Linked DNA regions of Homo sapiens: region 1 is linked to region 2. The links are chromatin contacts, found by Hi-C or POLR2A ChIA-PET in ENCODE. All regions are on one chromosome and are shown on one strand. The core of a region is the stretch at or near the end of the contact, and the rest is flanking DNA. Distances in the headings are between cores, read along the strand shown. Region 1 overlaps ST3GAL3 (ST3 beta-galactoside alpha-2,3-sialyltransferase 3). Region 2 overlaps ST3GAL3 (ST3 beta-galactoside alpha-2,3-sialyltransferase 3).

What was found. A loop is a pair of places that touch in the nucleus more often than their neighbours do. ChIA-PET counts read pairs that join two places held with the same protein, here RNA polymerase II (POLR2A). Pooled maps may share reads with other maps.
Region 1: a map of PC-9 shows a loop between it and region 2 (5-fold over the local background). The contact joins two enhancer-like sites. A Hi-C loop is called at or near these places in 6 of 168 maps with a recorded cell type or tissue (CD14-positive monocyte, PC-9, Right ventricle myocardium inferior and 3 more), 1 of 37 single-sample maps with no recorded cell type and 13 of 50 pooled maps. POLR2A ChIA-PET finds 5 or more read pairs at or near these places in 9 of 52 experiments (BJ, GM12878, HEK293 and 6 more).

The regions. Positions count from the first base shown.
Region 1 is chr1:43,857,191-43,859,902 of GRCh38, reverse strand. All of the region lies in intron 5 of ST3GAL3 (ST3 beta-galactoside alpha-2,3-sialyltransferase 3), which reads right to left. Among named protein-coding and RNA genes, the nearest start is that of MIR6079, 20 kb to the right of the region's middle. RefSeq lists an enhancer at 1,165-1,783. Within about 2 kb of position 1,427, at least 9 of the 41 ENCODE cell types and tissues checked have a DNase peak (open chromatin) inside an H3K27ac peak, as active enhancers do; they include PC-9, where a contact is called at or near this core.
Region 2 is chr1:43,820,932-43,823,666 of GRCh38, reverse strand. The region is part of intron 4 of ST3GAL3 (ST3 beta-galactoside alpha-2,3-sialyltransferase 3); the gene reads right to left. Among named protein-coding and RNA genes, the nearest start is that of MIR6079, 16 kb to the left of the region's middle. RefSeq lists an enhancer at 1,097-2,296. Within about 2 kb of position 1,451, at least 11 of the 41 ENCODE cell types and tissues checked have a DNase peak (open chromatin) inside an H3K27ac peak, as active enhancers do; they include PC-9, where a contact is called at or near this core.

The DNA.
Region 1 (2,712 bases), core at 178-2,677, 36 kb before region 2:
TACACATGAGGATGGGTGATGGAGACGGGGAATGTGGTGGAGACAGCCCTTAACCTGGCCAGAACCTCACTGATCATAGTCACCTTGGACACATGGGAGCAAGGCCAGTGGAGACAGCAGGTACAGAGCCAGCCCTCATCAGAGCTGGTTTCTGAGCTCAGGCCTCAAGCACATGCCTTGCCCCATTTGGAGGACTTGCTCCATTTGGGCATTTGCTTCTTAGAGCAAGTTCCGCAACTGGCAATTGGCCTGTGGCCCAGACACACTATCTGAAGGGGCTGAGCAGCAAAGCCAAAGGTGTCATTTTGTTTTTCCAATCATCTGGTTTTTTTTCTTTTTTTTTTGAGATGGAGTCTCACTCTGTCGCCCAGGCTGGAGTGCAATGGCGTGATCTCGGCTCACTGCAACCTTCGCCTCCCAGGTTCAAGCGATTCTCCTGCCTCAGCCTCCTGAGTAGCTGGGATTACAGGCATGCACCACCACACCAGGCTAATTTTGTATTTTTGGTAGAGATGGGGTTTCTCCATGTCGGTCAGGCTGGTCGCCACCGTGCCCAGCCCCAATCTTCTGTTTTCAAACTATGTTCGGAAGTTGTCCAGTGTAGGAAACTTCCGCATACTAAGCCCTTGAAACCGAGGGAGAGAGGATGGGTCTATCCCAACACAAGGGCCACAAAGATGTCACAGGGCCAGCTGTCAACAGGCCTTTTTTCGTGATGCTGCCAACTGTCAGGTGTGTGTTTCCCTGACCAGGAACTCCTGAGAACAGAGGCCACGTGGCCCAATACTCGCCACATCACCCTGGACAATCTCATCCACACTCTGGGGGCTGTGTATGGACCTACGTGCAATTTGTTTTCTTCCAGCCCAGACCTCTCTCCTGAGAGATTCACTGAACTCAGGCTCCCTGAGTAGGGCCGTGGCTTCCCTCTGACACTTCATTTGCCTGGATCTGGACTCTTTGCCTGCATCAGGGCAGAAGGCAGAGCCAAGGGCCCTCATCATGGCAGGCAGGCATAGACTCATGTCCTGCCTCCACAGTGGGGAGGCAAGGCTTCAGCCCTCCTTCTCCCCTCTAGCTCTGGCTATTTATTTGGGGAGACCAGTCAGAGAGTGACCTGTCTCCCCAGGTGCAGACAGAGTAGGGAAAGCAGGACACAGTCCTGAAGGTGCCAGCATCTTGCTCTCTGCTGAGCTGCTGCCTCATCGCTGGGACTTGTGTGGGTGGAGCTCAGACCTGGGCCCTCCCTCTCACTGAGGAACTCACAGGGCTGCTTGCTCCTGGCTGGGAGCCTCACACAGCTCAGGAGGAGGGCCAGGATCATGTTCTGTGCTTTCACCAGCTTTTGCTCTTCACAAGCAGCAAGAACTCCCCACGTGGGGATCTTGTACCTGAACCAAAAAAAGCAAAGCTGCTAATCTGACAAGATCAATCCTCAAATACCACAGGAATGCAGCCAGCCTGCCTGCTCTCACCAGGGACTGTGCTTCTAAGCATCCCTACAGTTCCTGCTCCTAGGCTGGAGCCTGGAACTGGTCTGCAAAGGAGGAAGCTGCCCCCACCAGTGTGTCTGGTCTTGCTGCCGAAGCCCCACCTTTCCCAGCATAGTTCAGGCATCAGACTTCACCAGGACGTCTCCCCAGTCAATCTCTCATCACTCCTCCAGCTGAAGGGCCTTCTCTGTGTCCCCACAATCCTCTGTCTTCACCTCTGGCGGAGCACATATGCCTGGATATGTTTTTGTCTCCATGCACCATTTCTCTTAGCTCTGGGGAAGATAGGTACAGATGAGGAAGGTGAGGCTCAGAAAGGTTGAGCAACCCAGCCCTATTCACTTCAAAAACCTGTTCTTTCCACTGTAGTCCGACACTTCTCAAACCATCTGTGAAGAGGGATCGGTTGGTTTTGCTTTTTAAATTTCTATTTTGTCACAGAATGATGATTTTATAAAATAGAATAAAAATGAATCACTAGAAAAGTTAAATAAGGCCAGGCGTGGTGGCTCACGCCTGTAATCCCAGCACTTTGGGAGGCTGAGGCAGGTGGATCACCTGAGGTCAGGAGTTCGAGACCAGCCTGGCCATCATGGTGAAACCCCGCTTCTACTAAAGATACAAAAATTAGCTGGACATAGTGGCGGGCACCTGTAATCCTAGCTACTTGGGAGGCTGAGACAGGAGAATCTCTTAAACCTGGGAGGTGGAGGTTGCAGTGAGCCAAAATCACACCATTGCACTCCAGCCTGGGCGACAGAGCAAGACTCCGAGGAAGGAAGGAAGGAAGGAAGGAAGGAAGGAAGGAAGGAAGGAAGGAAGGGAGGGAGGAAGGAAAGAAAGAAGGAAGGAAAGGAAGGAAGGGAGGGAGGGAGGGAAGGAGGAGGGAAGGAAGGAAGGAAGGAAGAGGGAAGGAAGGAAGGAAGGAAGGAAGGAAGGAGGGAAATACACATATAAAATATAAGCTCCATTTTTAAAAGTTTGGTTTTTTTGGGTTTTTTTTGGTAACAAATAGCTGAGACCACAGGTGCATGCCACTGTGCCAGGCCTATTTTTTATTTATTAGATTCAGCAACATAAACTTACTCTAATTGCCATAAATGTTTTCAAAAACCTTATTTCCAGTATCTCAAAAATCTTGTGGCAGACCAGTTCATATCACTTTTGATTCTATAGCACACAACAGGTTCCAAACTGCCTTTTGCCTGTCTGGGACATT
Region 2 (2,735 bases), core at 202-2,701:
GGAGACAGACAATAAACAAGTAAATAAAACATATGTGGCATCCGAGAGTGATAGATACCCTGGAGAAAATGACACAGTAAAGGGGAACAGGGAACGCCAATAGGGGATGGGGCTATGATTTTAAATGGGATGGGCAAAGGAGACTTTATTAAGAAGGTGACATTTGAACTATGTTCTAAAAAGGCAAGAGAGTGCGCAATCTCTTCAGGTATCTGGGGAAGAGTGTTCCAGACAAGGGAATGAGCAAATGCCAAGAGTCTGAGGCGGGAACAGGTCTGGAATATCCGAATCACAGCAAGGAGCGCAGGATAAAACAATAAACAAGAAGGAGAGCAACAAGAAACGAAGGTGTGGACCATGTAGGGCCTTGATGAGCACTATAAAGGTTCTGGCTCTCATTCTACAAGAAATGGGGAGCCATTGGGGAGTTCTGATCACAGGAGTAACAAGATCTATCTTGTATTTTAATGGGATCACTTTGGCTTCAGTGTGGAAATAGACCACAGAGAAGCAAGCATAAAATCTGGAAGACTAGTTAGGAGTGCAAAAATTAGGTGAGAGATGGTGGTTTGGACAGAGTGATGATACAGAGGTAGTGAGAAGTGGCTGGATCTGAGGATATTAAGGTAAAGCTAATAAGGTTTGCTGATATCAGATTTGAGTGTCAAAGAAATGATGCTACAGTATTTGATGTGAGCAATTGGAAGGATGTAGTTAGCTGCCATTTCCTGGGGTAGAAAAGATTCTGGGAGGCAGGGGTGTGAATCTGGAGTTTGGTTCTGGACATGTTAAGTGTGAGATGCCTAATACATATCCAAATGAAGGAAGCAATTGGGTAAATGAGTCTGGAGTGTGGGGAAAGAGAACTGGGCTTGATATAAATATAGGAGTCATCAGCATATAGATGATATTTAAAGCCATGATACCGGATTAGATTATCTAAGCAAATGTTGTGGGAACAGGTAACATAGAAAGTACCTAGTGCACCACTGGGCATATAGTAGGTGCTCAATAAATGCTTTCCCCTTGCAGCCCTAGGGAACTTGACAGGCTGTTTTAGAAGTGTTAAACTCACCTCAGGCTATATTTAGACTGCTCCATGTTTATACACTATTACAAATGACCTGGTTTTTCACAAGGCTCTGGGGGTTAAGAGTTGTTTGCTTTCATTTTCATATTTTTGTGTCTTCACATGGAATTCCTTATGAAATTAGACTGAGCATTAAAGTCCCCATGCTCTTGCCCACATGGCAACTGTAAAACACCACACTGTGGCAGCAGACAGGAGCTTTCCCAGAGCACAGAGCACCTGCCCACACCCAGCAGAAATAGATGAAACTTCCATTTAATTAAATCTGCTCCCAGAAGGCCCACGTCGGCTCAGGAAAGTCACACTTGGACACCAGGATCTGGCTCCTTCAAGGAATCCAGATGACTCATCTCTCTCCTGGACTAATGGGCACATTCCTGGCTCGTTGTGTCATATTCCTTATAATGGAGACTGAGATTTCCTTAGGGTTCTTCCTGGAATGCTCTGCCTCTCTTCCTTTGACTCTTTCCTCAAATGTCACCTTCTCAATGAATTCTACTTTGACTGTCCCATTGCAACTTGCAATCTCTTCAACAGCATTCCCTTGTCTTGCTCTATTTTCTTTCACAGCACTTATCACCTTCCAAAATCCTAAAAACTTTATTTATAATAATTTTTGTTTATTGATTGTCTTGTTCACTGGTATATCCTCAGACCACAGAATATTGCCTGATACATATTAGTTGCTCAACAAATCTGTTAACTGAATGAGGGAGTATCCACTTTGTTGTCGGGGCAAGAGCCTTTACCCCTGAGACTTTTCGAGGCCCTCAACTTTGAGCCAGACCACAGTAGACCCCTTTCAGAGAGCAGATGTGCCTCCTTGGAGGTATCCTTAAATCAGGTTGTGGCTGCCTGCACGTAGCAGCCTGAGTGCCCAACCCCTGGGGAAGACGGGGTCAATTCTCAGGCAACCACAAGGCTGGCAATGTCACCAACTCACCAGTCTCACATTCTAGTTATTCCTGTTTCTCTCCAAACCATATTCTTCTCAGTTTTCTTATCCTCAAGTCACTGCTCTCTGCTTCTTCTTGGTCCAATTTCCTACTTCTCCCCTGGCACGGTCCACATTCTAACTTTCAATTATGTGGCATAAAACTGTGTTCCTTTATATCCTCAAACTCTTCGGTGAATGTTCCTTCCATTTTTGCTTTCATAGAAACCTGGGTCTCTCGGGAAAACGCCATTTTTACAGCCCTCTGCAAAGGAGGCTGCTCTTTCATCTATACTTCATGGACCTTGGGATCCCTGGTTATCCTTTTTGTACTCCATTAATGCTTCCAAATCACCAATATGTCATGCTTATTATAAAAAAACAAACAACCAAAAACTTGTCTGTTGCTCATGCTATCCAGCAATACTACCCTTTACCCTCCCTTCCTGTTCTCATTCGCTTCCTCCCCATTCACTAAGACTTCAGCTCGCAGGATAGCCTTTCCAATCAAGCTTATAAGGCTGTGTCTATGTCTTAGAATTTTCCGTTTATTCCAACTAGAAAACACATAGCTGGTGCTCAAGAAACATCTGCTAAATGAAAGAGTAAAGAAATGAAATCTGGGGTATGGAGCAGGAGGCAAGCTGAAGTCCGGGTCTCATTTTTGGGCTATATCCCTGCTAGTTTACCAGACACTGATAAGGGCTAACT